Linked DNA regions of Homo sapiens: region 1 is linked to region 2. The links are chromatin loops, found by intact Hi-C in ENCODE. Cell type or tissue: ovary. All regions are shown on one strand. Each heading gives the region's core, and the rest is flanking DNA. Links, peaks and the distances in the headings are about the cores only. Region 1 overlaps TGFBR3 (transforming growth factor beta receptor 3). Region 2 has its middle 150 kb from the start of CDC7.

Evidence for each region. A loop is a pair of places that touch in the nucleus more often than their neighbours do. Peaks named below come from ENCODE experiments on the same cell type or tissue, not always from the same donor. Only the 100,000 strongest peaks of a DNase experiment are listed, where the experiment ranks them.
Region 1: it touches region 2 in a loop (9-fold over the local background); 2 of 110 quality-filtered maps call a loop at or near these places.

The regions. Positions count from the first base shown.
Region 1 is chr1:91,718,991-91,734,779 of GRCh38, reverse strand. TGFBR3 (transforming growth factor beta receptor 3) reads left to right here. Exons shown (of 17, transcript NM_003243.5): 5 at 1-4; 6 at 4,807-4,975; 7 at 6,974-7,121; 8 at 12,636-12,825; 9 at 14,550-14,887; 10 at 15,316-15,468. Among named protein-coding and RNA genes, the nearest start is that of TGFBR3, 160 kb to the left of the region's middle. RefSeq lists an enhancer at 1,954-2,248. In ovary, for the core only: a CTCF peak has its summit at 8,511; a DNase peak (open chromatin) is centred at 8,617; H3K27ac peaks cover 4,696 bases.
Region 2 is chr1:91,644,456-91,660,244 of GRCh38, reverse strand. No RefSeq gene overlaps it. Among named protein-coding and RNA genes, the nearest start is that of CDC7, 150 kb to the right of the region's middle. RefSeq lists an enhancer at 14,824-15,390. In ovary, for the core only: a CTCF peak has its summit at 8,557; DNase peaks (open chromatin) are centred at 8,454 and 9,244; H3K27ac peaks cover 2,546 bases.

The DNA.
Region 1 (15,789 bases), core at 5,115-13,114, 73 kb before region 2:
GAAGGTAAATTTTATGTGGCTTCAGTTAATGACTGATTTATGACAGGCAATTGTTTTCTTTTCTGAAACCAGGTGGTTAGGGCAAGGAATCACAGAATTACAGAATGTTGGACCTGGAAGGGACCTGAGGGGTCATTTGGCCCCAGGCCTCTCCACCGCCCCCCATATTCCCTCCCTTCTTTTTTCCTCCTGGGGAAGCAGGCCTGGTTATGGCCAAGTGAAACACAGGGAGGAGCAGGGGGAGAGAGGAGAAGGTTGTTGTGTGGGATTTAGAAGACACCCATGCACAGAAGTCAAAAAAAGTAAGTGGAGGTGAGAAGCTGAGGGTGTGGGAAGGAGGTGATGACTGATGGAGTGGAAGAGCTGGCAGAATGAATGGGTCAGCAGGTGGCTTCCTCTTACCTGTGTTCTGCAAACGTTTGAAGCCTGTGTCAGTTTGTGGTGCTGAGACATAGGTTACATTTTGGACAATAGCAAAGGAAAAGTATTTAAATATATTTTTAGTACAAATGACTATTACAAGGACAAATTATTGGAGAAAAGAAGTGTAGGGTCTTGATAAGAGATTGCCTATTTAAATTTCCTTGCATTGCAAAGGGATAGAAATATCCAGAAACCCAGTTTTGAAAGCCTTTTTTAAAACAAAAACAAAAACAAAAAACCTTCTCTTTCTTTCTCATTCTTTCATTCTTTCATTCTTTTCCTCCCTCCCTCCCTCCCTCCCTCTCTCCCTCCCTTCCTTCCTTCAACAGGGTCTTGCTCTGTTGCCCAGGCTGGAGTGCAGTGGTGCGATCAGTGCTCACTGCAGCCTCAACCTGCAGGGCTCAAGTGATTCTCCTGCTTCAGTCTCCCAAGAAGCTGGGACTACAGGCATATGCCATCATACCTGGCTAATTTTTACAATTTTTTGTAGACACAGGTCTTGCTGTGTTGCCCAGGCTGGTTTTGAACTGCTGGTTAAGAGATCCTCCTCCCTTGTTCTCTCAAAGTGCTGGGATTACAGGCATGAGCCACCGCACCTGGCCAGACCTTTTTTTAAAAATCATTATTTTCAGTTGAGTATATTTGGAACCCCCATAAGTTACTAGGAAATAACTCTTGTGAATGGGTCCTTGTTATAGCTGGCTGATTGTGTGAACACTGCGTTTAAGGTCTTCAGCATCCAGCTGCTTTCTGTTAAATTCTACAGCAGCTGTCACCTCCTCATAGACAAGACAGGGAAGGGTGGGTTAGTGAACACTTGATCCCAACTCTTATTTGGATCTGGGCTGCTTTAAAGTGTGTGAGAGACAGAGGCAGGAAAGGTGGACGTGGACGTCGGAGAGGATGCTACGTGCAGAAGCCATTTCAGGGGCCTTCACGTGCATCCCACTTAACCCCACAGTAACCCCAGGAGGAAGATGTCATTTCCACCGTTTTACAGAGGGCTTAGTGGAGGGCTAAGTGAACCTGCTCACATCCAAGTTACTAACAAGTGACAAAGCCAGAACACAAACCCAGGCTTCCTGACTCTTGAGTTTAACGCTTGTTGCCTGAGCTGTACTTTAAGTCCTAGCCAAATAAGCATAACTCAAAAAGGGAAGTGGTCCACCTGGATGAACATCCTTGTTTAGTTGAGGCAGAGAGAAGGGGACTTAGAGGAGGGCTGGGCTCAAAAAGTCTAAGTTTGTTTCTGTACTCTCATGATAGGTAGCTAATAACAGAGGTCAAATCCCATTGAGACAAAATGAAAAATTTCTTTTAATAAAGACTCTAAGCCCTGGCCAGCGGGCCGCGTTTCTGAAGCAGAATTCTAGTAGCATGAAAGAATGTTGATTACCCCTTGGAATTTGTTAGAATAAGAAAATTTGTTATAATAACATTTAGAATGTTGGACTGTGTTCTCTCGGCAGTGCATGAGCTTCTTTCTAAGCACAGTAGTCACTTACCCTGAGAGCCACGGGTTGTCACTTAACTGGTTCAGCCTGTGCACACTGGGTAGGGGAAGCCAACTTAAAGGACCTTGTGTCTGGTGCAGTAAAAACTGTTAACTCCTTGGTAACACCTTCGGAACCCCTGAAACTTGACTCCAGCCACCAGTTGAGTATGAGTCACCGGGCCATGCCGTGGAGAGAGGAGCAGTAGGGAAAGGAGGTTCCTTGGTGAGGTCAGTGGACCATAAAGTGATATGTTTATCACCACGGCTCAGACTGCACTGAGCAAGCTTCATCCCCCACTTCCCAGAATCCGACCTGGCTCTACCTTTCTTGTACCCAGCGATCGCAGGCCATGAGGCCTGGTTGCTCTAACCCGAGCAGTTCTCAGAGTGTGGTTTTTGCCCCAGCAGCATCCGCATCACTTGGGGACTTGATGGAAATGCCAGTTCTCAGGCCCAACCCAGACCAACTGAATCAGGAACTCTGGGGGTGGGACCCAGCAGTCAGTGTTTCAATCAGCCCTTTAGGAGATCTGATGCTTGCTGACGTTTGGGAACTGCTCTCATCTATATACCCAGAATGAAAGAATTTAAGAGTTTTGCTCTTATCCCAGCTGGTCTTGCTGCGAGGCTTCAAGCAACATTGACTTACCACCAGAGCCTCAGTTTCCACAGCAGGAAAATGAGGTGTTTGCATTACCCCCCAGGTTCATTCCTGCTCTCAGAGTATATCCTTCTGTGTCTCAAAGTCATTTGTCAATCTTTCCCTAAAATACAAATAAGCATGTGACTCCCCCTGCCCCCAAACTTGCCAGGTTTCTACCCGGGAATTCCCCTTTGTGGTTTCCTTTCTACTTGGCACTCGGTATAAGTTTTGATGCCAGGCATTCGGAAAGTCATTGGGGAGCGGGGGAGAAACCACACACAACAAAAGTGGTCAGCTTATTCAACTTAGTGACAATGGCTTCTGGGACTAGAGCCCTTAATAACATCAACTTTTGAACAATTAGACCTTTCCTAGTGGCTTCACATGAGTGAATATTTTGTTATTTGTCTCAAATCTCACATCATTGTTTGTTAATTCAGGAAACCTATACCATATGCCCACTATGTGCCAGATACAAGCCAGGCACACCTATGAACTGGATATGCCGGCCACAATCCCAGGAGGGCCCTAGTCTCTTGAGTTCCAGACTGTCCTGTCCCTGGCCCATAGACGCTCTTTCTTAATTAAATTTCAACCTTGCCGTTCCAATATCATTTTCCATCCTGTGATGTGGGGGAGGCATCCGCAGGGCTGCAGCTGCACGGTGTGCATACCTCATTTGCTCATCTGGCAAAACCCTCAGCAGATGTGGAGGGAGGCTGCTCTAGCAGCCTGAGTCAGTGGAGCCTTGAGCTTTTCTCTCTGAGGGGGAGGGGAATTAGAGGAGACTGCAGAGTGCAAACCCAATGCTCTCTCGCAACGAGCCGACAAACAGAGGCTTTGGTCCCCTTTGTTCTGGGGTGGTGCTGGGGGTGCTGTGGTGGCCAGAGCCATGATGCCCCAGTGTGTGCTGCGGACCTCAGCACAAGGGAGGTTGCACAAGTGGGGAGGGGGAGGGACAGTATCAACCCAGTCTTGGGACCCCCTGGTTGGATTCCTTACTCCAAAGTGAGACTTCCATGTGGACTTGAACCCTGGCATCCTGTCCTCAAAATGGAAAAGGCAGAAGTCTGTTTTATAGTAGTGCCAGGCCTCTGATTAATTATCCCTTCTGAAAAAAGCATGCTACACCTAGAACTTCCTTGACACTGGTCCCAGCTGTCACACTGCCAGCAGTTTCTTTCAAGTTCTGTTGAAATATTTAAGCCCGTGGATGGAAATCCCATCAGCCGCCGTGCTGTGTAAATGGCATGTGCCGTTGTGGGAGTGTCTTCAGATTCTGGTACTTGCATCACTTTCCCGGGTGGAGGTGGTGAGCAACTCTCAGCACAGTGAGATAATGTTTGCGAAAGCACTTTGTAAACTGTAAAGTGCCATATAAACTTGAGTTGTCTGTGTTCAGATTGTGAGAAAGAGTGAAAGTCTGCCTTCTTTATTTCCCCCAAATTCCTACCTTTCATCTTCAGAGTATAAAGTGCTGTGAGGAATACATATGAGGGAAAGATTAATTCTACATGGGGTGTCGGAGGATTAATTAGGTGGTTGCTTCTCCTGATAGTTGAAATAACAAATATCCAAGGAGGAGTGCATTTGGGGATAGAATGGATTGAATGTTAAATACGCTGACCATGAAATACATAAGTATTGGATTTTTAGATAGGAGATGCTTGGTAGACAGATGACAGTATAAGTCAACTGCTCAGAAAAGGAGTCATGATCTAGGTACAGGTTGAAACCATGGGAGTGATTGAGATCACCTAGAAAAAGAATGAGATAGAAAGGGGATTGAGGAAGGAGCTGAGAAGTTCTTAGCCTTGGTTTATATTGGAATCTACTACGAGCTTTTCAAAAAAGAAAGCTCCCTAGGCCCCGCCTGGGTGTTCTGAATCAGATTCTCTGGGTTGGGGTCTATACAGATTCTGAGCAGAGGAGGAACCAGTGGAAGAGATGTGAAAGATAGGTCAGAGGAAACAGACGAGGACAGGAAGTATCACAGAGAACATGCAAGGAGAAGATTTAGCCAAAAGAGGCCCCTAGTTGGGGGCTAGTCAATAGGCGGTCACTGGTGACCATAACAGGATGCATTTCAGGGCAGTGGTTGCGGACTTCACAGACGAAGAACCATCCTTTGAGCTCGTGGTTCCCTGTGTCTGCCATTTGCTCAGTTTCACTGTCACCCTCCTTCCTTTGAATCTGGTTACCGAGTACCTCAGTGGTTTGACAGATTGTCCTGTGCCTCTTTCAGATCAAGTGTTCCCTCCAAAGTGCAACATAGGGAAGAATTTTCTCTCACTCAATTACCTTGCTGAGTACCTTCAACCCAAAGCAGCAGAAGGGTGTGTGATGTCCAGCCAGCCCCAGAATGAGGAAGTACACATCATCGAGCTAATCACCCCCAACTCTAACCCCTACAGGTAAGTGAGTCTAAGTGTGTGAGTGTGACAAGAGATGAAAGTAAAGATCTTCCTTGACTTGAGGCAGGGAGAGGTGTAGCCCGTCCTACACCCTCCCCTACGCAGGAGGGAAGGGAGCCATTGATGCTTCACGCAGGAGGGAAGGTAGCCATTGATGCTTCAGGTGTGCTTCATCAGATGTGTTTCACAGAAGCTTTGAAGAACAGAGTAAAGGCACCAGTGGTATATTTTATATTCTGCATCTGTCCCTAGATCCCAGATATTTCAGATGAATTCCTGAAGCCTGTTCCAAACTTCTGGGTGTTAATTACAGGACACAGTCACTCTTCCTTCATCTTTATCACCTCTGACTAAGGTTATCCCTGATAGGAAAATTACAAAATATGCCCTATTAATATAATTATCATCTTAGTAACCTTCTGTTTTTAATAAAGCTCTGTTTGTGGTGTCCTTAGAGCGCTTAGGCACTCAGAGCTGTTTGCGTTAAATCTGTGTGTGTGTGTGTGTGTGTGTGTGTGTATGCGCATGCACGTGTGTGGTGGAGTGGCTCTTCATGGTGCCATACCAAAGAGCCATTCGATAGAACTTGCCTCTCCCTTGTGTGCTTGGTGTGTGTGTGTGTGTGTGTGTGTGTGTGTGTGTGTGTGTGTGTGTATGCTGGAGTGGCCCTCCATGGTGACATACGAAAGAGCCATTCGATAGCGCTTGCCTCTCCCTTGTGTGCTTGGTGTGTGTGTGTGTGTGTGTGTGTGTGTGTGTGTGTGTGTGTGTATGCTGGAGTGGCCCTTCATGGTGACATACCAAAAAGCCATTCGATAGAACTTGCCTCTCCCTTGTGCGCTTGTTCTCCCTCTCAGCTTCCTACCCCTGGATTGGAAATTCGACCCTCCCTATCAAGAATAATTAGGGAATTAAAGAAAAAGGAGAAAAAGTAGGTTCTTTTCCCACATGAGCCTGCATTTCACCCTCCTTCCTTTGCATCTGGACTAGTGACTTGAAAATTTAAATGTATATTGTAGAGGGATTTCGAGGTGAAAATGCTAATCGGGGTTTGACTTTCAAAGCGTGTAAGCTACAGATCGTTTTGATAAGATTCCACTCTGGCCACTTGAAGAATTTTGTAGAAAGTGAAAAGGGAATGGGAATAGGAGCAGTCTGGTGAATGTGCTTCGACGTCAGGCCTGAGGCTTCATTGGAGTATACCATGCATTTTATGCTTTACAAGTGTGTAAAGCTGAGATGGAAAGAAAGACTGTTCCCTTAAATTCAGAATGACAGGGATGTTATTGTTTAGTAAAAAATTCTCTTTTTTACGAATTCTTAGAAGTTTGGGTTGTGTTCATCAATTTTCCAGTAATCACTTGGTTGACCATCTGTTTTCTTTATTTTAATAACCTTATATCCAGAAGTTTGGGAAAGTAAATGCAGATACGATTCTGTAGCAATTGTTAATGACTTAAGCAAACCTTATATAAATCAAGAAATTCTTTAGCCTTTTGTCTCTTATTTTACTCTGAAGTTTCCTAATTTTTTTTTTTACCACCATGCTTCCCTTATCCCAACACCCCGCCCCCAACTCACCAAACTGCCACCTACTTCAGTTTTGAAGGAATTTGAGCATATTAGCCAAATGGGAATCCTGTACATCGAAGGTGTTGAAGGTTGAAAAAGCAACAATACTGCTTCAAAAGTAAACTCTTCTGGTTCGTTCAAGTCCACTTCAAACAGTGGCTGCATTAAGTAACCACCTCTTTTCCATCAAAGAAGAGAAAAACTTTAGTGACTAATTATCAGCAAGCATATGTTTCTATTGTTATGTAAAACAATTTTGTTATGTGTGCAGTAACAATCTGTTTTGCACATGTCATTGGCCTGGGATCAACTCCAGCTTTTTAATCAACTGGCCAGACACTAGAAACATGAAGACTTGGAAGAGGGGAGATAGTTGCAACTTTCTGGCATGTAGGTCTTAACTTTGCCTTTGTCTTCCATTCACAGTGCTTTCCAGGTGGATATAACAATTGATATAAGACCTTCTCAAGAGGATCTTGAAGTGGTCAAAAATCTCATCCTGATCTTGAAGTGCAAAAAGTCTGTCAACTGGGTGATCAAATCTTTTGATGTTAAGGGAAGCCTGAAAATTATTGTAAGTTGGTGGAGCATGTCTTTTGTTTTGTTTAGATAAATGACAACAATTTAAGCTGTACTTTATAAGTGTTATTTTTAAAGTTCCTGCCTCTTTGGACTCTCTAAGCTCTGTCAATTATTTTTCACTTTGCAAAATAGCATGCTCCTATAAAATAGGTGCGGTTGTTCAAACATGGCCTTGGATTAAGACGGACCCAGGTCTGAGTCCAGGTAATCCCACTGTGACCTTTGGCAAGTCCCCTAACCTCTCTGAACCCCAGCTCCCTCATTTGTGAAATTCCTGAAATACATTAGTATGCTTTCCACTAATAGTAAGTGTAAAGTAATGAACACAATTAAGCCTTCATATTGAGCATCCCACAAGGACCTCAGTGTCATAGTACCGAATATCAGCTTTTATTTTGGAGTTAGGTACTTAGAGAAAGTATGGACTATTAGGCTGACCCCAGCTCACATCATTGACTTTTCTTTTTGAGTTAAATACGAAATATTGGCATGTCTTTTTGCTTGCTTCCAACTCCTAAGTGTGAAACACTGATAGAAGAATCACAGTAAGTGCGAAGTCAGTGAAATGATGCTGGACAAGTCTACTCCAGCTTGTTCCCAAGGCCCTCTATTTAATAGAGATGTACGCACAAGGCTTAGCCCATTGGCATGATGGGCAAACAGCAGCTGGTTTCCTCAAAAGTTGAATGTTGAAACTTGGTAAAGTAAATCTTATCTCAAATATGCTTAGGCAATAACTATTTGACTGAATTATATTGAAAGTTAAAGAAAAATCCTCCTCCCTATTTTTTAAGAAGATAATTATCTCTTTAGTATCTCTTCTATGGGCTCAAATTTTTTTTTTTTTTTTTTTTTTTTTTGGCCAATCTCTCTTTTAGTTCCTGCACTGAGTAAGCTGAAGTGGGTTTTATGTTTTCAGTATTTTGGGAGAGGGATGCCCTTGGTTTTGGTATTATTCATTCATTCATGGCACCTTCCATGTGATACCACAGTGAGCAAAGCCAACAGTTCCCTTGGCAACGTCATGTAAAAGCACTCACCAGAGGCAGCAGGCAAAACCACTAGCACACATATTTTAATTTTAAAGTAATCGTTTCTGGTTCCCGTGGGTTTTTTTTTTTTTTATAACTTTGCTAGGATCCCAGTGAGCCATCATATGTAATGGTGATACATTAATTTGTTGTCAAGCCCAAAGCCTAGCCATGATCTGAAGTCAGAGATGTTTTGATTGCCTTCTCTGGCATGGCATGAGGGGTGTTGGTGACCTAGGCTGTCTGCTGCTTTTGCTGCCTGGCACACCGGCCAAATGTTTTTAATTTCAGAATAACAAAAACAGGAAAGGGAATCATGCTTTGAAAGGCAAAAACATACGGTACATTTTAATTCCCTGCTGGAGTTCTTGTGTAAATATTCTTTCAGCCTTGACCCTTCGATGGCTCTTTCCCTGAGTATGTGTGCCTGGTCCATGGCAGTCCTGGAGTTCACTTTGAATGTCCCCATCTCTCATATGAATCAGAAAGGCTAGAAATGAGATTGCTCATCCCAGTGCAAGATCTGTTTATGTTCCTCTCCTTGGCTGTACGCTTGTTCCAGGCCAATTTTGGACAATGCATGACAACATTACTAAACAATTAGGTAATGTTTCATGATGTTCTTTTTTATTCTCCCAACCAGTTTATGCTTTGTGATTTTCTAATTCCCTGTTTCAGATGTGAATTCTGACTGTGCTGTGAGGGAAAGGTACCTGCTCCCACAAAAGTTTAAATTACTATTTAGAAAGGGGGCAATGGTTTATAGAAACCTTGTTTCTAGTATTTCCTTTAGAGACAGCATAGTGAAATTGAAAGAATCTTGACTTTGTGCCAGACAGGGCTAGATTTAAATCCCATTTCCAATTACTACTCCTAGTAGATGTTGTGCAGTCTGACTGATGAACACGGAGTCTGTTTGGTCACCTGTGAAATGGGTATGATGATAGTACTCACCTTGAGTTTGTGGTTCATTAGCTGAGTTCATTTGTTTGTTCATTTATTTGCCAAATACTTGTTAAGGGCCTATAGGATATTTCACCTAAAGCACTGGACACAGGGCCTGCGCATGTAAGTTCTCAGCTACATGTGTTGCTTCTGTGAGTCTTAGGTTCTCCTTCTCTAACAGGAATGGTAATGCCTATCTCCTTATATTTTGGAAGAGAAATAAGATAATATATGCCTAGCAGAGTGCCTGCCATAAAAAGGGGGTTCATCTTCCTTCCATAAATAACTCTTTCAGAGTGTCTATAGGAACAATTAGGGCACTTCTCTATACAAGGTGAAAAGAAAGAAAGATGTCTACTAAGGGAATTGTAAGGAGTCTGATGGAGTAATTTAAAGAAGAGCACCATTAAATATGGATGTCTTATGCATGTGTGTGTCGGGGGTGGGGCATGGGCAGAATGTGTCCTCCAGATGGCAAAATGGTCAAAAGAGGTGCAAAGAGCCAGGCAGTGGGCAAGAATGGGAACATTGGAGGTGTCTACATTGCCTTGTCCAGCTCTGGCTCTTTTCTCAGGTCCTGTGTGGACCATGCATAATCACTTTTATGGTAGGAAGAACCTCTAAAACATAAAAAAATAGATGGAGGAAACCTGTTAGAGGTTTCCTCTTATATTATTTCATGTGGCCTCAGGACTTCAGGGTTGATGATGGGCAGCTTGTTCTTAGAGAATACATTTTTAAAAATCTCAGTGGGCATATGCACTACGCTCTCTGGCCATTCCCTTCCTTAGTCCTCCCTCCCCTATACCATCAGTCCAGATGTAAATATGGGGGAGTGTGGAGGCACTTAGACTTAACTCCTTATCTTTCATGAAGATATGGCTGGGAAAGATGGTGGTGGTTTTTGGAGACCTCCTTGTACACCTGCATTTGGCGTAGCTCCACTAAAGCTGGAAAAAGCCTAGGGACTTCCAGAAGTACAGTGTGAGAATTTGCTCAAAGCTGGGAACCAACTTGTCTGCCATTGTCCCAAGCCTTGCTGCTTTACAAATGTGTAGATAGATGTTGAGTCTTTTAAGTTCCCAGACATAATCAAAATGAGATGTATTGACAGCTCCTAGATTTAATCTGGAAAGGTGCAAACAGCTCATTCCACATTGGTGCAAAAGGACAGGTGGCAGTTATGATGATAGTGTTCTGGAAATACGATATTTTCTCAGCTGTCCAACAACATGAAAGAGACTAGGGCAGATGAGGGCAAGCAGTGTTGTTTAGGCCAATTGTTGTGATTCCAGCCAATCAAAATGACATGTAGCTCTAAAAGGCTGGAAGAAGCTGTACCTAAGAAACTACTGTTGACTGAATGCATAAAAAGTTCTAAGAATAAATTGGATCTTTCATGATCTCATTTTAGCTCTTTCCTTCCTTCCTTCCTCTTTGTTTCTTTCCTCCCTAGCCCTTCTTTACCCTAAGGAGTTTTTTTCTGAATTGGAGTAAGAGCTAAAATATTCTGAATCTATTAAACTGAGTTTACAAATGGCCGCAGAAGTTGGTTAAAGTTCTGTCTGGTTCCTTTGCATATAGAATTTGTGACTGGTGAGTCTGGCAGTATTCCCACACATAAGCACTTTAGGTAATAGAAAAATATACTGAATGAGATCCTTTAAGATTTGAGTTGAAATATATGTGGCTTCAGCCAATATCCCACAACCACATAGGCCAAGAGAACTTAGAGCCTGTGAATCTTTTAGGGTTTTACAGTGGGAAAGGATTAATATTTAGTCATGTTAGGGGCAAACAGAATGGGAAACAAATGAGGAATTTAGGAAAAATGCTGCATGCATGCAGGAGAAAATCACTGGGCATGGAAATTAAAGTGATTTTTATACAGCACGAAAATGGTGTAATCTGCATGCTGGAAGGGCTTTCCAGCCCTGTTGGTGCAGTTGTTGAAAATATGGTACCTTCCCTTTGGGGTCCCCTCTGCAGCATTTAGCTCTCTCACCCTCTGAGAAGAGCACTGCCACAGGAGTCAGCAACTGATGTATAAATTTACCTTCCATGTCCTTGTTGAATAACCTGGTTGAGTAGAGTCCATTTATATCCTTTCCCAAAAATATTTCTGTCATTTTAATTTTGTAATTGATTATCCAGTGAAAGCTAGTCTTTTTTTTTTTTTTTTTTTTTTTTTTTTAAGGCAGGGTCTCCCTCTGTCACCCAGGCTAGAGTGCAGTGGCATGACTATAGCTTACTGCAACCTCTAACTCACGGGCTCAGGTGATCCTCCCACCTCAGCCTCCTGAGTAGCTGGGACTGCAGGCAAATGCCACCATGCCTGGCTAATTTTAAAATTTTTGTAGAGATGGGATCTTCCTGTGTTACCCAAGCTCGTCTCAAACTCTTGGGCTCAAGCAGTCCTTCCGCCTCAGCCTCCCCAAATGCTAGTATTATAGGTGTGAAGTATTGCACCCATCCCTGAAAGCTAATCTTAAGACCTACTTGTATTACTGGATAAAACAGTGATACTTAAGGGGAGAGTAACCTAAATTAATTAATTAATATTTAGAATAGAAGATACAAGTATATTCAGTTAGTAGAATTGGCAAATGAATACAGTTATAGAATTACTAATTGATCATACATTTTAGATGAAATATAAACATTGGTTGTTTTACCATGTGGAATTTAATAGTTTATATAGATGGGATAGTCTCCACACTGAAGTACAGTCTTGAGCATATAATATGGTTCAGTCAGTGAGGGACCACATATACGACAGTGGTCTTATCAGATTGTAATACCATATTTTTACTGTACCTTTTCTATGTTTAGATGCACAAATACTGACCATCATGTTACTACTGCCTACAGTATTCAGTGCAGTAACATGCTGTGCAGGTTTGTAGCCTAGGAGCAGTAGGCTGTACCATATAGCCTAGGTGTGTAGTAGGCTCTACCATGTAGGTTTGTGTAAGTGCACTCTATGATGCTCACACAATGACTAAATCACCTAATGATGCATTTCTCAGGACATATCTCCATTGTTAAGTGGCTGTAAGTGATTGTGCTATCTTTCATTGAAATCTAGGGGAATAGGAAGTGGAAGCATGGGAATTTGAGGGCAATATAACATGTCTGTTTGTATACTTTATATGTCATTTTAAGTAAAAAAAAGGGAAAGTTTATTATACATATGTACTGTGTGTGTTAATAATTTAAACATTAGACTAACTGTACAGTTATAGACTAGGCATACTTAGTATGTAACTACTTACATGTCATTGGATGATTTTTTTTATCAGCATAGGCAATACAAATAGTATGATCAAGCAGCATACGTAGATGTCTTTTAGTCGGCTATTAAAGGTTTTTCACATCATCGTTCTTAGCCCAAGGAAAACAGGGGTCAAAAGAATAAATAATTCCCTCATATACAATATAGAATCTACTTATTTAAGATATTTAATTTTTATTATCTAAAGTACTGTTTAATTTTAGACTCATGAGTGATTTTTTTGCTATATCTTCAGGCTCCTAACAGTATTGGCTTTGGAAAAGAGAGTGAAAGATCTATGACAATGACCAAATCAATAAGAGATGACATTCCTTCAACCCAAGGGAATCTGGTGAAGTGGGCTTTGGACAATGGCTATAGTCCAATAACTTCATACACAATGGCTCCTGTGGCTAATAGATTTCATCTTCGGCTTGAAAATAATGGTAAGTTAGAAGTTTTTTAAGTTATGTAAAAAATACCCCCCAAATGAAGCTTTTCCAGTGAGGAACTGTCATTTCAGCTTATATGTTGCTGTTTTTCTCTTGTACATTTTAATAATTTGACTACTTTTTATCAGAAGGCTTAAAATTACCTAGACAGAGATTTTGAGGAAACTGTAATACAGATTTTCAGTGACATAGAGTTGAATGCATATTCAGAGAACTTTGTTATAGGTTATCTTTAGTGTGATTACATTAGGTTCTTCTCTCCGAGACACCTAATGACCACTTATGGCTGAGAATACAGAAGAGTTAAGACTGCAGGAAAGAAGTTCATGGTAAAAGGCTGTATCTTTTAGGAAAATAGTCACGAGGACTCATACTTGAGTGTTCATACCCAGAGGATGGCAGGAGTTACTACCCCAGCTGAATGGGGTGGAAAGCAGAGGGTCAACAAATTCTTGAGGTTTTCTGGAGTCTTCTAGCTAGCATGACTTGAAACCCTAGTTTTGTGATCCCTAGACCTGTTCCTCAGCTCATGGTACCACCACTGAGTGAAATGCCAATAGAATAAGGATTAGGAGTACAGGTTCAAGCCCCAGCTCTACCATTTAGTCACTGTTTGGGGAGAAGTTGCTTCACCTCTGAGCCACAGATTTTTCTTCAGTAATAAGGGGAAAATAATAGGACAGACCTTACAGGGTTGTTGTGAAGGTTTTCGTGAAAGTACAAATTAAAAACCCTACAAAGCTATGACTTATTTTGGACCCTTACAGCTCTAGCGTCCTTTCCAAAGAATATTATTAAAGGAGAGATAATGTCCAACTATCATCTTCACTTCCAGCTTCCACTGAGATGGATTTGACCTCAAGTGTACATCAGTTGGCCTTAGATAGTAGATATAAAGAATACTGGGGAAATTATTATTTTTTTAGTTGTTAGAAATACGACAAAATATTGAGTATTGATTGTATGGAAATACGTCTCTCCCTTTGAAGGAATAAATGTATCTATGCAGCTATTTCTTATCTTTCAAGGGAATATGTTCCAAAAGGCCAAGGTGCCCAGATACCTGTTAAAATTTAGCTGTCAAAAAGAAGGTGGTGAAGTAATTTTAACATACCAATATTGTTTCAAGACATCATTAGAGAAATTATTCAAAAGACTCTCTTGATTCAAGGAAAGTATTTTAGTGGCATTTCAATGGAATAATATTGCATCATGTAACTTAAATCACAGATTTTTCTAGCTTGGACAGCCTTAGAAACTGTCTGTTCCATTGGTTCTCAGTCTTAGGTGCACATTGCAGTTACACATGGAGAGACTAAAACATATTAATGATTGGGTACCACCCCAGAGAGTCTGAGTTTAAATTGTTTGGGGTACAACCTGGGCGTAGGAATATTTTTTAAAGCTCCCAAGTGATTTTCATGTGTAGCCAAAGTTAAGAACCACTGATCATTTCCAACCACTTAATTTAAAAAATTGGAAAAGCAAATTTGAGGCACAGAGAAGCAAGCCGCTTGCCTAAAGCCACTGAGCTAGTTAGAGAGAACACCAGGACTAGAATTCAGGCTTCTAGACTTCTAATGACCTTTATGCACTGCTTATTAAAAGTCATTTTACACCTGCCCATTCTATGCTAATTCCTCCTGTTCTGCCTGTAATGATGTTGGTTGTGGCCTGGCATCAAACACTGCTGATGTTTTGCCTTCTTCTTTCACCAGCAGAGGAGATGGGAGATGAGGAAGTCCACACTATTCCTCCTGAGCTACGGATCCTGCTGGACCCTGGTGCCCTGCCTGCCCTGCAGAACCCGCCCATCCGGGGAGGGGAAGGCCAAAATGGAGGCCTTCCGTTTCCTTTCCCAGATATTTCCAGGAGAGTCTGGAATGAAGAGGGAGAAGATGGGCTCCCTCGGCCAAAGGACCCTGTCATTCCCAGCATACAACTGTTTCCTGGTCTCAGAGAGCCAGAAGAGGTGCAAGGGAGCGTGGATATTGCCCTGTCTGTCAAATGTGACAATGAGAAGATGATCGTGGCTGTAGAAAAAGATTCTTTTCAGGTCGGTGCAGCTGATTACAGGAGGGAAGAGAGGCTACCTCCTTTCCCATCTGGCCCTAGTCTGCATCTGTAATTTCTCCCTATCTCTTTCATTTTTGAACTCCGGAGGCTTGATACTGTTTTCTCAGTTGGATGGGCCTACTTCCCCTTGGCTGTGATTCTCACCTGGTTCCTGTTGTTCTCAGTGACAGGGGGTGGGGGTTCCAGATCCTTGTGTGTCAATATTTTGCTATTGAATTTCCAAGGCCAACAGATACTACCCTTGAGCTGTTGAGAGGTGGGCAGCTGGGAAGAGATACTTGGGGAAGGGGCACGATGCAGGCCTCTCATCGCCTGTCCTTGGAAGACCAGGCAATTGTCAATTGTGTCAATTATACAACAGAACTGCCTGTGGGCCTCCAACCATGTCTTTGGTGGTTGTTGTTTTAGGCCAGTGGCTACTCGGGGATGGACGTCACCCTGTTGGATCCTACCTGCAAGGCCAAGATGAATGGCACACACTTTGTTTTGGAGTCTCCTCTGAATGGCTGCGGTACTCGGCCCCGGTGGTCAGCCCTTGATGGTGTGGTCTACTATAACTCCGTGAGTGTTTTCCAGAACAAAGCTTTGCCCTTTGCCAGAGCCTGGCTGTGTGCTCCCTTAAAGTTAGTCTTAACATTTCTTTGAAGATGAAGAGGGTTTTCACCCCAGGCCTGAAGAAAGCCAAGTGTCAGTTCTCAACAAAATGGATGTACTTTGACCCTGAGCTCTTTGGTTTTATTTGTTTTATTGGTGAGTCTTTGGGAATTGGAAGGCCTGTTTTCTCACCCCCCGTTTCCGTCTCCTGATGACAAAGGCTGCACTGTCAAGGTGATTATGACTTCTCTCAGTGCCCAAGCTCAACTGGCCCTTATAAGGATAAAA
Region 2 (15,789 bases), core at 3,569-11,568:
TCCAGACAAAAAGCCAGGGCAATTGACAAGTTCATCTCATTTGTTTTCCTCCTCTCAGGAATCTCAATCCTGTCTAAAGTCTGAAAACAATTATTTCATACATTTTTTTCCAGTTTAAGAGTTGTTGAAAACAGGAAGACTAGTCTGCTAGTTATTCCATAATGGCTAGAAATGGAAGTTGCCTTCTTAAGTGTTTTTGAGGTGTATAAAATCTACTTGTTCCAAAACTAAGTGACCCCAGCATGCTATGTATTTTTATCTTTTTCCTTGGATAAAATATAATCATCTGTGGAATTCAAAGACACTCAAAAGATACAATAAATGGATGTAATAATGAGATAGGCCCCTGGTATAACTCACTAACTCATTAAATAAAGTAATAGCCAATAGTGTAGGCCCAGTGATGTGAACATATGGGTATTTGGTAAATACAGGCTTCTTTCTTTTCTTCTAGGAGAGACACTTGAAGTCAAGTCCTATTTTAAAATGATTTGGTGAACTAGTTATGGAGAGGATTCCCGTGGTGAATCCTTTTCCAAAGCAAAAGATCCTTCTGTGAAATGGATAAACATCTCCTAAAATCTTTTTGTAAATATATATTTTTATATATTTGGTTAGCTTAATGTGTTCTGTGAAGATTTGTTTGCTAAAGCTAAGTGTGGGTGTAGATGTAGATGTGGATGTGGATTTGTGTTTGGGAAATGGATAAGGAAGAAGGGGTTTGGTTGTGCCATGTCATAAACCCTATTGGTCTGGGTAGAAGCCATGAGGTTTTAGAACTCTATTTTGAATGAGGTGATAAGACAACAACAAATACAGGATGAGAAATCCCTAGACTAAAAAAAAGAGGCAGCCAATATACGAGTTTCTGCTGTTACCTGCTGCTCTCTGAGCTGTCACAGAACATTTTCCAAAAACCTCACAAGAAACCTGCCAGGCCATGTCTCTGCCATGGCAGTTTACTCAATCATTCACTTATTCTTGCAACAGACACTGATTGAGCACTCAATGTGTGCCAGGTACTGTTCTAGATGCTGGAGACACATCAGTGAACAGCAGACTTGCCTTCATGGAGCTTACATTCTAGGTGGAGAGGCTATCAAACACACAATATGCAGAAAAATAGACCAGAATAAGAGTGTTAGAGAATGATAGGGTGAGGACAGCATCTGTTTTAAGCTAGGCTGGTAAGAAATGCCTCCTTGATATAGGGAGAGGCACCCAAACAGAGCGCATTGGAGCAGAGACCAAAAGAAAGAGTGTTGCAGGGAGTGATATAAATCTCTATAAGGAAACAAGGACTGAAATGGGCTGTGATAGGAGCAACATTTTGGGGGTATTGAGGACTAGCAATGAGGCCATACTGGTTAGAGTGGAATAAAGAAAGGGTGAGATGTAGGAGCAAGAGATGAGAGTAAGAAATGAGGACAGAGGGGTTGAGGGGGTGCCAGATCAGGTAGTCTTGTAAGCCACGGCAAGGACTTTGGATTTTATTCTGGATGAAATAAGAAGCTACTGGAAAGTGTTGAATTGAAGAAGGACATGATCTTACATTTCATTTCATTTACTTATTTATTTTTGAGACAGGATCTTGCTCTGTTGCCCAGGCTAGAGTGCAGTAGTATGATCATAGCTCACTGCAACCTCAAACTCTGGGCTCAAGCAATCCTCCTGCCTCTGTCTCTCGAGTAGCTAGGACTACCAGTGTGTGCTACTGTGCTCAGCTGATTTTTAAACTTGAGACGAAGTCTTCCTATGTTACCTAGGCTGGTCTCAAACTCCTGGCCTCAAACAATCCTCCTGCCTCTGTCTCTCGAGTAGCTAGGACTACCAGTGTGTGCCACTGTGCTCAGCTGATTTTTAAACTTGAGACGAAGTCTTTCTATGTTACCTAGGCTGGTCTCAAACTCCTGGCCTCAAACAATCCTCCCACCTTGGCCTCCCAAATGATCTTACAGTTTAAAAGGATCACTCTGGCTACTATGTAGAGAAGACACTGAGGAGCAAAGACTAAGGAAGTAGCTCTTGCAATAGTACTGATGGGAGATGACAGTGTTTAGGCCAGTATGGTGGCAGCAGAGTTGGTAAGAAAGGGTCAGATTCAAAGGAAAATCTGATAATATATGCAAATAGATGGACATGAGGTGTGAGAGATAAAGCAATGTCAAGGACAACACCAGGTGTTTGGCCTGAGCAACTGGAAGAATGACAGTACCATTCTGAGTAGAAATGGAAACTAAGGCGGTAGGAATGCGGGTGGTGAGATTTGGCAGAGAAAACCAAGAACTCTGTTTTGAACTATTAAGTTCATTCTTTGATATCCAAGAAAAGATGCTGAGAAGGCAAATGAATATCCAGGCTGGGAGTTCTGGGGAGCAGTCTGAGCTGAAGATACAAAGCTGAAGAATCATCAGTGCAAAGTTGGTACTTAAAGCCATAGAGTGGGGTGAGACTCCCTCATAAGTGAGTGATTCCAGTACTTAGGGGCAGGATGAGGAAGGGGCAGCAAAGAAGACAGAGAGAGCAAGTGCTACAGAAAGACTGGCACCCACATTACTAATCCCTCTGACGCTCAGACTCTTCACTGGGAAAGCAGAGAGAACAATTTTCAGCTCACGGTTGCTGTGATGGTTAAGTGAGATCATATACTGACCTGGCATTCTGCAGCCCACTGAGCAAAAGGGAAAGGACCTGTTTCTTTCCCAGTGGCTTCTTCTCCTGTTCTCTTCACTGAACATCGTAGGGCCACATAGGATCATTTCTCAAGCTGCTCTGGGATGGTGAGGATGAGACTGAGGCCCTTGGAGCCTGTTGTTTTGCCAGCTCCTGGGGACGGGACACTCCCAGCCTGATTTTACAGGTCCAATAACCAGTCTTTCTTGAAGGTGAGAGAGGCTGGTATCTGGGTGGGGTGGCTGGAGAAGTGTGAGATGGGGTGGAAATAGGTGGAGGAGGACCTCTAGGGAGAATGTAGTGGGTGTTGGATGTGCTCAGGATCTGGGTACTTATCCCCCCTCCCTGCTGGGAGTGTTGGCGATTGACTGTTCTCAGTTGACTTTCTCTTGGGGAATTTCCCCCAGTGAAGATTTGCCTGCCAAGATTATGCCCCCTTCCCTGCAAGCAGCCTGCCTTCAACAATTTTGGATGATGAGAAAGTTTTAAGTCCCAGCCCTCTTGCCTCAAAGCAGAACAGCACTGAAGACCATTTGGGTGCTATGGCAACTTATAGGAGCAGCTGAAACCTTTGTTGCAACTGCAGTGCAGGTCAATTTCTTCCCCAGCTCAATCCTGCTACCCTCACTCCTTGAAGATGTTTGTCCCAAGAGTGCACCCCAAAAAAACCTCGTGCACGCACATCTCAGAATCTTGGAATCTGTTTCTCTGTGTACCTGAACTATGACAGTTGATATGAGAAGTGGTCTTAGGATGCTGACTCTAAAATGGGATTTTTGGACGGCATCGCTCACTGTCAGGCTGGCTATGAGGACCTCATCACCTCTGGCAAAATGTAGCTGTCAATTGCTAAAACCAATAACTACGGTCAAGTCACAATATATCACAGCTGGGGAAGTGCTGGACCTGCTAAGAGAAGAAAGGAGCTCCAGACGTGGCCAGTATGAATTGGTCAAACCTGGGACAGTGTGTATGGGACTAGATTCTAAGACTGATCAAGGCAGGGGATGGACAGAACATAACTGTATTAGTTATCTATTTCTGTATTACAGTACCCCACAAATTTTGTGGCTTAAAAGAACACACATTTATTTTCTCATAGTTTCACTGGGTCAAGAGTTCCAGCACAGATTTCCTGGGTCCTCTGCAAGGCTGCAATCAAGGTGTCAGCCTGAGCTGAGATCTTACCTGAAAGCTCAAGTGAAGAAGGACCCACTTCTAAGTTTACACAGTTGTTGGCAGGATTCAGGGCCTTGCAGACTATCAGACTGAAGGCCTGTTTCTCGCTGGCTGTCTGCCAGAGGCCACCTTCAGTGCCTTGCCACGTGGCCCTCTCCTTAAGGCAACTCATGACATGGCATCTTGCTCCTTGGAAGCCAGCAAGAGAGAGTCCTCCTAGCAAGACAAATGTTACTCACATACAAGTAACCACATAGAACTCAGCATGTGTCTGGATTGCGCTCTGTGGGGGGATTACACAAGAATGTAAACACTAGAAGGTGGGATCAGGGGGCCAACCTAGAGTCTCCTGCCATGGAGAGCATACTGATATGGGAGTATTCTCCTATGATGCAGGATTTAACTCCCTTGTATGCACCCGGGGAAGTAGTGCTAACTTGCTGCTCCGGGAAAGGGATGGCCCTTGTAGAACTATGACAACTTCTATGGCATTGGTGAAAGAAGGGATGAAAAGCCTCAGAGTAGTAGGCTTACAAGACTGGCTACCTCATGTAGGGCTGGGAAACCCAACAGTTTTATTCTGCAGGAGGGCCCAGGGGACATGCTATTTGCCTAAGCAATACTTAACACACCGGGGAGAGGGATGCTGAGTATCTGCTATGGAGGCTGTGACATGAATCCAGGCACAATGAGACTGTGGCTTGGAGAAGGGAGGTTGCTGTGGAAGTGATGAGAAGTGGATGGATTCTAGAATGACAAGATTTGCTGACAGGTTGAATGTGGGATGTAAGAGAAAGAGGAGTCAGGGATGATGCTAAGGTTTTGGGGCTGAGCAACGAGAAGAGAGGAGGTACATTTACTGAGAGGGGGAGAACTATAAGGAGGGCAGGTTTGTGGGGAAAATCAAGAGTTCTGTTGTTGAGAGTGAGATGTCTGTTAGACATTTGAATAGAGACAGGAATAGGCTACTGGATATATGAGTCTGAAGTTCAGAGGAGTCCAGACAAGAGATATAAACATGGGGGTTATTAGCCTATGGATGTGTAGACCATCCACATGGTTGAAAGACATCGCCTAGGGAGTAAGCAAGGAAGGGGTCAAAGAAACTAAGCCCCAGAACATTCCAACTTTGATGATGGAGGACAGGAGAAAGCCAGTCTATCGCAGGAATAATGAGTGAGAGGGACCCACAAGGAATGAGGGGTGAAGGGGTGGGACCAGGCTGTAACAAGGTGGGCTAGTTGGTGTATCATCTGATATCATGGGCTTCAGAGCTGGTGTTGTTACAGCCTCATGAGAAACAGTGCTCTGTGGTAGAGGGTGTGGCAGGATCAACAACCCCAAGAGCAGCTGAGTGTCAGGACACAGCCCAGGAGCAGGCAGAGCAGCAATGGAGGGAGGTCAGAGAAGAGGTTGGGGATGCAGGCATTTTACTGATGAGAGATAGCGAGATGCCTCTTCTCTCCCCCTTTCTCACACCCCAGACCACCAAAGAGATTTCAAGAATTTCCAGATCACTTTTCTCCTACTCCCACCCCCACGTTCCCAAGAGAATGTCTCAGTCAGACTTACTCCCAGACTTTGGTAAAGACTACTGGGCTCTGAAGTTCTGAAGACACAAGGGACTCAGATCAGATGGTGGAGGGAAGAAAAGTGTTTAGAAAGGGATCAAGTCCTAGTGAATAGCCAGGAAGCAAGAAAGGACAAGGAACAGTGTTGGAGGTGGGGTTGGGAATGGGGGTGTTGGGTGAGAAGGGGATGGGAAAATTGGTAAAGAAAAATCTAGATGAGTCTAGATTCTTGTGGGGTGGGCAGGGGATTGGGGTAGAGAAGAGAGGATATGAAAAGTCCCACAGGGTTATAAATTAGACTCCCTTGAATGTCAAGAGACACAAGGAACAAGTGAAAGTCCTTTTCGATAATTTCTTTGTTGAATTTTGCTTCCTTGTTTTGGTGGTCCCCTGTGTTCTGGAGCTGGGCTTTGGGTATTGACTAGGGTAGACTTCAGTTAGATAATGACAGCCGGATTCAAGACACTGACAGTCCCTAACTTATGAATTTTCTACTTTACAATGGTACAAAAGCAATACACATTCAGTAAAAACCATACTTCGAATTTTGAATTTTGATTCAAAATTATTTATTGTAGCATTAGTATAAAATAGGCTCTGTGTTAGATGATTTTGCCCAACTGTAGGCTGATGTGCATGTTCTGATTGTGTTTAAGGTAGGCAAGGCTAAGCTATGATGTTCAGTAGGTTGGGTGTATTAAACGTATCTTCAATTTATGATCTTTTAAAATGTACAGTGGGTTTATTGGGACATAACCCCATCATAAGCTGAGGAGCATCTGTACTTGATTGAAGTTAGATAAAGTTTAAGTTTGACAAAGACTCTTGATTCAAGTCAAGGTTCTGGTCTTTAGGAGAGACAAAACATGGGGTGACAATCCTTACAGAATACTGTCATGAGAGGCTTATCCAACTCTGTTCATTAATTCATCCATTCATTCAAGCAACCAATCCTTTAGGAGGGGAGCAGCTCTGTTTCATTTTCCCTTACTCTTCCAACACCAGATGAGTGCCTATTCATTGTCCCACAAATGAGTGTTGCCTGCCTGACCTGTGCCAGCTGTACTTTACTCTACCAAGTACTGCTCTATGCCTGTGAACAGGCAGGAGTCTTCCTGAGCCGCCCTTATGGCCTTACTCTCTTTCAGAGGAGGCCTAGTCACAAATGAACAAATATGTTTATATTTACAAGGTGTGGTTTTGATAAATGCTATAAAGAAAATGCACATATTGGTGGGATAAAGAGTAAGGAATGTCTTGAGTTAGACTGGTTAAAGTAAGCCTCTCTGAGAAGGCATCATTTGTGCCCAAGTCTGAAGCATGAGACATGGCTGCCCATGGGGTGAGAAAGGACATATTTACTTTTTAAGCAAAGACAACAGCAAATGTAGAGGATGTCAGAACCAAAAGATCTTGGTAGTTTTTGAGGAACTGGAAGAAGGCCCACAGAATTATGTGCTGTTGTGAATTAAGAACTGAAACCACATCTTACTGACACTTTCCCCAAAAACACTCCTTTAGAATAGATGTTAATGAACATTCTATAACAAAATGCAACGCCAGCAGCATGTTTTCTGCTAACATTGAGAAAATTTCTGAGTACTTATAAGTTTGTTATTTGCCTTTTAGTTTGGTTTATGCTGTTCATCAACATATCTTTAAAAATTTTTATATAGGTCATATTTATCCAACTTTTCGCTAATGGTTTCTGCTTTTGGGATCATCCACAGAAAGTCTCCCCTATCTCATAATTACATAATTACCTAGCTTTTCCTCTAGGACTTTTACAATTTGATATTTTACAATGAAATCTTTAACTCATCCGGATATTTTTAGATGTGCCCCTCTTTTGATGTCCTTGTCTCTCAGTAAGGCAGAATGCTTTCTTTATCTAGCTTCCTCATTTCTTGTTATATTAATTTATTAATTCCTGGGCATTTAAAATTTTGTTGTTGTTGTTGCTATTGTGAAAGGAATTTTTTTCCCATTGTATTTTCTAACTGGTTATTGTAGGCATTTGGGAAGAACTCTGTCTCTCTATGCTTTTTATATGAGAATATGGTGACCAGTCATCGGACTGAGGCCTCAGGCCTAGTGGTCTTCCAGTTGACTTGCTGGTCTTCCAAGAGTTAAAACTGAAAAACGATATTATTTCTTTCTAGTCCTTTTAATCTGAAAGTCACAAAATAGTACCTTGTTTTGATTGCATTTCTTTGGCGACTGTTGGGGATGAACATCTTTGCACACATTCATTTGGCATTTGTTTTCCTATAGTGAACTGTCCATTCATATACTTCGTTAATTCCTCTATTTGGTATTTGTCATGCTTTTATCAATCTGATAAAATTATTTTAATTCATTTCCACTTGAAAAATATACACTAACCTATTATTTCTGCCCAGAGAGGAAGAGTCACCAAATATCAGATACAAATGTGAGCATGGGAGCACTCTAGAAAGGCTAGGAATCACTGCTGGAGGCTGCACGCCTGTACATTAACTTTTTGTCCCTTGGTCCTTAAAATCCTATAGGAAGCAGCCAGGTGACCAGTAAAACAGGCATCCTGCATGGAGAAGGTGCTGTTCCAAATCAAGCAGCCCCAGAGCCTCCTTGGCCCCAGCCCTCCCTAAGTTGTCACCTACTGGGCCCCCACCTCCCTTCACACCGGGTGGTCTCCCTGACAGGTTTGAAGGGATTATCCAGGATCAATATTAGAAATAGTTGTATTTTTTTCTAACTGGAGTTAAGTTTATAAGCTTTTTTTATGTAACCACCAAACACCAGAAATAAAAATCTGGATGAGAGCCAGTTTGACTTGGAGCCAGCACACTTTCCCATAGCCAGGGAGCTCGCCCTTCATCCCAGTTGTTTTTCCCCTAGTTACTGACATTTCCTCCCAAAAGCTGAATCAACTTCTCAAATTCTTCATCTGAGTAATTCAGGCCCCCAGTGATTCCTAGAAATCTTGCCCTCCCAGTCCAGCCCCCACCCCCAGCCCAGCCTCTGACACCTGAGCTGCAACTGGGGCCAGAGGAGGCCCAGGCTCCATGCGGTGGCCCAAGCCACGTGACCTGGCCTCTGGCTCTTAGAAAGTTTCTGGGGGAGTTTTAATTGCCGGCTCTGCAAATGCAAAATGAGGCCCTGGTGGACGGGGGAGAGGGGAGCAAGAGCATCTGCAGGCTGGTCCGGTAAAGAAGGGTGGGAAGAGGTCTTGTTCATACTAATTCCTAACTAAGGGCTAGAAGAAGACCAGCGTCCATGCACAGTTTATCACCCAACACATATGTGTTGAGCACCAGCTGTGTACCAGGCACTCTCCTAGGCACAAGTGAACAAGACCAGCCTGGTCCCTTCCCTGGTAACAGTTACTGCCCGGTGGGAAAGACAGACATGGAACAAGTAATTTCACATCACAAGCTCAATAGTCACAAGTGTGAGAATTCTGCTTATACAAGTGGGAACAATTTCATGGCCTTGCTTATGAGCTCTTTTCCTTTGAAAGGATTCAGAGAAGTGGCAACAAGACTGCCCCAGGGATTTTTGATAGCGCTCCTTTCTTTTGCCTCCTACATTTCAGGGTGGGCCATCCTGGGAAAACAGTCCTCCCTGGCCTGAGTGAGACCAGAAAGGGACGGCATGGGAGAGGCTAGGCAGTGTTGGAGTCACCCTCTCCTCCCTGCTTGGGAAACTGGTCTTGAGGTTCAGCCTTGCCACTCTCATGACCTTCCACAGCACTTGAGACTGGTCCGAGACTCAGCCAGATCACCCCAGGTTGGCCTTGGAAGTCACCTCTGAGTCAGTTCTCACTGACTAGCACATCCAGGGCTCCTCCCCTCATCTCCCTGCTCTTTTCTGCTCAGAACTCATGTTCCAGATGGACTCAGCTGGCAAGTGTTTGAGACATGTCTCAGCATCTTGTGATGTGTTACTGAACCTCTGGGCCTTGTGTGGGCTGAGTCACTGACTCTGACTTGATCCCTGATGCATATTGGCCCCTTCTTCCTGGGTCCAAAAACCAAAGCCCATCTTTGGAATGCAGGCCACAGAGTGCCTGCCACCAGGCCTGGAGGGGACCACTCTCCAGGGAGGGACAGTCAGTTGGACCTATCTGCAGTTTTTCTGTTCTCTCCCTTTTTCCTCTATACTGATTCTTTCTGGGAATGTGTTTGTCAAGGGAAGGGGATATAAGGACCATCCCAGACACTGGGCCTTTCTCCCTCCCAGCTCTCTTCCTCACCTCACTTTTGTTCTACCTGAGCTATGAGACCAAATACAGCTGGGAATCCTGCCTTGACAGGAATATTCTTCTATCAAAAAAGATGAATTGTTTTTCTAGCAACTTGGGGTAGGTGGTGAATCGGTGAGATCAGGAAATGAGAGGGGAGGCAGCTTTTCTCTTGTCATGGTTGAGAGCATGGATGCCAAATTTAGACTGTCTGGATTTAGACTCCGGCATTGCCACTTCCTAGCTGAATCGACTTGGGTAAGTTTCCTGTGCCTCAGTTTCCTCATCTATAAAATATGAATAAGCACCCAACTCATAAGACTGTTGTAAAGATAAAATGAGCTACAACATCACAGAACTGTAAAAAGTCCCTAAGATATAAGCGTTAGTAGTAGTGCTTCTTATTGTTGGTATGATAAGCTCTTAGGGAGGTTCTTGTTTGTAGCTTTTTGCAGCTTCAGGCTGGTATTTTTACATACGGATTCCCTTCTCTGCCTTTTCTGCATCAATACTCCATTGCTACTCTGGCATCTTTTCTTCCATTTCTGCCAATCCAGATCAGTAACAACTGGCTGGACCACCTCCTTTACTCTACTATTTCTGGGAACTAGTTCACCAAGGTTTAGGTGAGAGCTGGACAGGAGAAACTCATTCCTAACTTGAACTCCTCTTTTTTCCCCAAGCCTGAGGCCTTGCTCTTCTATGGCAGTCTTTCCAAGGAGAGCCTGTTTGAAGCATCCATACATCTATTCATTGATCCATTTATTCCATTTGTTCTACAGCCACTTTTTTTTTTTTTTTTTGAGACAGAGTCTCGCTCTGTCACCCAGGCTGGAGTGCAGTGGCACGATCTCGGCTCACTGCAAGCTCCGCCTCCCAGGTTCACGCCATTCTCCTGCCTCAGCCTCCCGAGTAGCTGGGACTACAGGCACCCGCCACCGCCCAGCTAATTTTTTTGTATTTTTAGTAGAGACGGGGTTTCACCGCATTAGCCAGGATGGTCTCAATCTCCTGACCTCATGATCCGCCCACCTTGGCCTCCCAAAGTGCTGGGATTACAGGCGTGAGCCACCGCGCCCGGCCTCTACAGCCACTTTTAAACATCTGTCAAGTACTGTGAGAAGTACTAGCTCTAAAAAGAAAAATGTTCGGTTCTTGTGCTCAAGGAGGTCAAAGTCACAGGCAGTGACAATTCTGGTATATTAAGCGTTGTTATGAATGCAGGAGTGGGGTACTTTAAATGCACAAGGGAGGTACCTGACCCAGTGCTGAGTGTGAGGGGTTAATGATGCTCTGTGCTGGGTTCTGGAAGGTTAAAAGGACTTGGTCAGGTGAAATGAAGAAAGGACATTCCAGGCTGTGAAAGCAGCATCTGCGAAGGCCTGGAGAGAAAGAGAGCAGGCTCAGAGCTTGGTGGGGATTCAGTGCCCACCCCCCGCCACCCCCAGGAAGGAGAGGGAGCATAGCTTGGGGTAGGGGAGGGGGTAATCCAGGAAAGTATGGGGACTGCTCTCTAGCTTTTCCATTGGCGGTCTGGATCTGGCATATTTACCCTACAGTCTCTTACTCTCTAATACTCCATCTCAAATAGTGTCCATAAAAGGGAGTTAGTTTTAGTAATTCTCACATGACCTATATGAAGCTAGAAGGATTTGTTATGTGTTCTATGGTGTTATTAATATGTTTCCAGACTTCTGGTCAAACAACAGATTTAACACATATGTTTAAGCCAGATGCCTTGTAGAAATATCAATAAAATGAGAACAGAAGAAGGAAAATAGGTATACACTCGTGAAGTCAATCAATATAGGAGAGGAGATAATAGCAGATGAAAAATACCAATATGTTTTTGGAATATTAAAATGAGATGAAACAGCTAGAGACTGAAAGGTGTCTTTGATTCGGTTCCCAGTGAAACAGACCCAGAGATGGAAATCTGGTGCTGGAAGTTTACTGGGCAGAGCTCTTGGGTACGTCACCTGTTGGGGAGTGAAAGAAGCAGGACTGAGTAGAGACAGGTGGAGCTGAGATGGAGTCACAGCACAGTCGCAGAAGACCTCATAGGAAGCCCTTCAGAGTGGTCCCAAATTAAGGCAAGGGGCTTAGGCCTTGGGATAACTTTGGATGTGGCAGTTCCCATCATCCATGGTCAATTCCTAGGAATGTCATCAGCCAATACTCCTAGCAGCTGGGAAATGAGACCTCCATCAAAAGGGGGCCATCTGAGTGGTGCGCCCCAACATTCTTAAAAGAGAATTCAAAGGAGAAGCAAGCCCATTCACACCGCAGAACACTGCGGACAAAAGGAGACGTGGGTCTGAAACAGGAACATTGAGAGGTACGCATCTCTCCCCAACCCTGCCAGGGGACCGAAGGTTTACTGTGGAGTAAACTTTAACCAGAGAGGTTTCAGACCCAAAACACCAGATGTAGCAAAGAGGTCCAGGGCAGGCAACTGAAAACAGAAAAACAGTGGAAAGAGTCTTCCAAAAACAGGCAATTCCACATTCTGAATGGGGAGAACTTCAACCATTTTCCTGATCAGCTCAGAGAACCCAGCAGTCAGGTCTACAGAGCCTGGGCAGAAGACTGAAGAATCCTTCTCTAAGAAGACTGGCCAGTGGCGTAGAAAAGCCCTAATGATACTGAGATGATATTCTCAAATGGAAAAACCCAGCCAGCCACTTTATCTCTGTAATGAAGATTAACCAGGCAACAAACCCCACCCATGGTCACATAGCTTTTAATCAGCTTTTCAATACCTCACTCTCAAATATGGTCAGAAGTCAATGATGATACTCATATACTTGAGGAAAAACTCAATGTGAAAGAGTGATCCAAACAGGTAGGTGCCAAAAAGAACTCAGAGGAAACACACAATGCCGGAAGCAAAACAAACAAACAATAACCACAAAAACTCCACAACAATCTTCAATGTCCTCAAAGAGGTAACAAATATTGTTACATTATTGAAATAAGAACTGGATGCTATAAAAAGGAACCATTACAGAATAGAAAGCTAGCAAATTATTTCTTATTCATTTAAGTCCAATCAGTGGAAAAAGACAGTAGAGTGGGGTAGGACTCCACAAAGTTGTTAGGAGCTCCACTGACAAAGACCCTGCCATCTTTAACATGTAGCTTCCAAGATCGCCCTGGACATCTCAACAGGAGAAGACAAAGTGAATCTCCCTGAGAGGCTTTTATGGACCAGGCCTGTAAGTGACAGGAATCATTTCTGCTCACATTCCATCAGCTAAAACTGACATAGTCTAGCTTTGTACTCAGGAAGAAGGATCTGCTTTGATGAACACAGTAGCATCAACCACAAGAAGGGTTGGAAGATAACATCAAGGAAATCTTGCAGCAGGCCTAGAAGTCAGCTAGTCTGATTGAAGCAGGAAATGAAAAGCTTCAGGAGAGAATGTCCCTAGGAAAAAAAAAAAGGAACTGAAAGAATATCAGACCAGGCATGGTGGCTCGCACCTGTAATCCCAGCACTTTGGGTGGCCCAGGTGGGAGGATTGCTTGAGCCCAGGAGTTTGAGACCAGCCTGAGCAACACAGCAAGGCCCCGTCTCTACAAAAAGTACAAAAATTAGCCAAGTAGTACCAGCTACTCAGGAGGCTGATCTCTTGAGCCCGGGAGGTCGAGGCTGCAGTGAGCCATGATCACACCACTGCACTCTAGCCTGGCTGACAGAGTGAGACCCTTTCTAAGGAAAAAAAACAAGAATATCAGATGTTTAACTAAAAAAGGAAATTGATTCAGAGTTTTAAAAGGCTTTTGTGAGTGTAGAAAGAAATCATGACAGTCAATAAAAAAATGAGCAAAGGGAGGCAATTATTACTTACAGAAAGAACAACAGTAATAGAAGAAAATGTAATCACCTAACACCTCATAATAAGATGAAAACTAAATAGTAATTTAACAAAAAATTGTAAAATATCTATTTTAGAAAGATGAAGTTGGGTGAGGGATAGTTAGTGAGAAAATAGTGCTAAATCCTTTTCTTCCACAAAGAAAGTCATGAGGGAACATATGAGAAGTATTGATCTGAGAAATAGCAGGATAGCCTTATTGGTTAGATATATGGAGATAAACACAATATAAAGTAGCAGAAAACACTAAAGAGGAAGACAAAAGGGGTGGGAAGGAATAGGCAGGAGACTTCTGTTGTTGCAGTTTGTAGATGTTGTAATATTATTTGGCTTTTAATACTCTGTATATTATATTACTTCAAAAATAATGACATAAAACGTCTATGGATAGGACCATCTTCAGGCATGACTGGATCCAAGAACTCATATGAAGTCATCAGGACTTGACCCTCTAGGCTTTGCTTTTGTAATATTTTGAAATATATTTTTGCTCATTGTCCTGTTTCCTGACATAAAGCTCCCCAAATCCTTGAAATCTCCTGAGTGATGAGTGTCTTTTGTATATTAATGAGATGACTGGTAGCTGGGGCTCCCAGATAGCCTCAGAATGGGGGCTGGTGGCCAGAGAAACCAGCCATGTGATTAGCGGGGTGGAGCTTTCTACCCCACACCTCCTGACCTCTGGGGAGTGGGGAGGGACTGAAGGTTGGGTTGATAAACCAGTGACCAATAATTTAATCACGATTGAATCATTATATGTAATGAAGCTTACATATAAACCCCAAAGGACTGAGTTCTGGGAACTTGCAGATAGCTGAACACATGGAGGTGCCTGGAGGGTAAGGCACCCAGAGAAGACATGAAAGCTCCAGGTTCCCTCCCACTTTCCTTGCCCTGTGCATCTCTTCACCTGGCTGTTCATCTGTATCCTTTGTAATATACTATATAATAAATGGCTCGATGTAAGTAAACTGTTTCCCTGAGTTCTGTGAGCCGCTTGGCAAATTAACGGAACCCAAGGAAGGGGTTGGGAACACCCCAGTTTATAGCTGGTTGGTCAGAAACACTGGTCACATCCTACACTTGCAACTGGCATTCTGAAGTGGGGGCAGTGTCATGGGACTGAGCCCTCAACCTGTGGGATCTCTTGCTATCTTCAGGAAGACAGTGTGAGAATAGAATAGAATTTGATTTGAAGACACTCAACTTGTATCCATCAGAGAATCATCTGCAGGATTGCTTGGTGTGTGGGGGAAGACCACCCCCACATCTGGTGTCTGAAGTATTATACTGAGTGACTGTGTGAGAGTAGAGGGTAGGAAAAAACACTTTGGTTTGTCCTATATCCCTACAGCTTTCCTTGTGTTGGTTTTCTTTTCAGTCAGGCCCTCTCGTCGCAGCACAGCAACTCCTGGCCTGTGCATTCTTAAAGCTATTAGTGCTAGCAGAAAGGAATGTCGCTTTCCTGATCATTCTGACCAAAGCCCAAGAATTAAATTCTACTGGAGTCGATGGGGGTGGTGGGGGCGGTGTTGCCCAGCATTCACAAAACAAATGGCCTGAGAGTTGGGGATGAGTGGCTACCTGGGGAGTGCTGACAGTAGAAGAAAAGGACCCAGAAAGCAGGCAGACAAAACTAACCGAGTCCATCACAAAAGTCAATGGGTGGAGCAGGCTGCAAAAAATCAGGTCCCCATCCTGCTTAGACCCTGCTGGATTTGGAGGTTTATCTGCATCTCCATGACCTTCCAAGCAAACAAGATTATCTCAACACTCTGCATATGACTCTTTAGTGTGAACTGTTTTTAAAAAATATGTATTGTTGGGATAAGTAGAAAATTGTGATTATTAGTAAAAGTGACCTTTGGAAATGTTCATTAATTATGTGTATTTTTTCTTATGAATCATCTGTCTATGCTCTTTGCCTATACCATTTTATTAATAAATATATTTATCAGGTATCTCAATACATTTAATAATTGTGCAAAGTCTAAAAATATTTCAACATCTAAAAAAAATTTCATAGACTCTTATACAGGTCTCTGGAGATTATCTAGTAGCGTGACTCTCATTTTACAAAAAATCAAACAAAAGCACTGAGAAGGGAAGTGTCAAGCCAGCTCAATGGATGAAGGAACAGAAAATCCAGTCGGATTCTCCATCAGTTAGATGGTGCTGCCTCTTCAATTACTTCTAAATTTGGTCCCCTCAAAGCCACATTTCCTACTCAATTGCCATATCCAGGAATTACAGAGAGCCA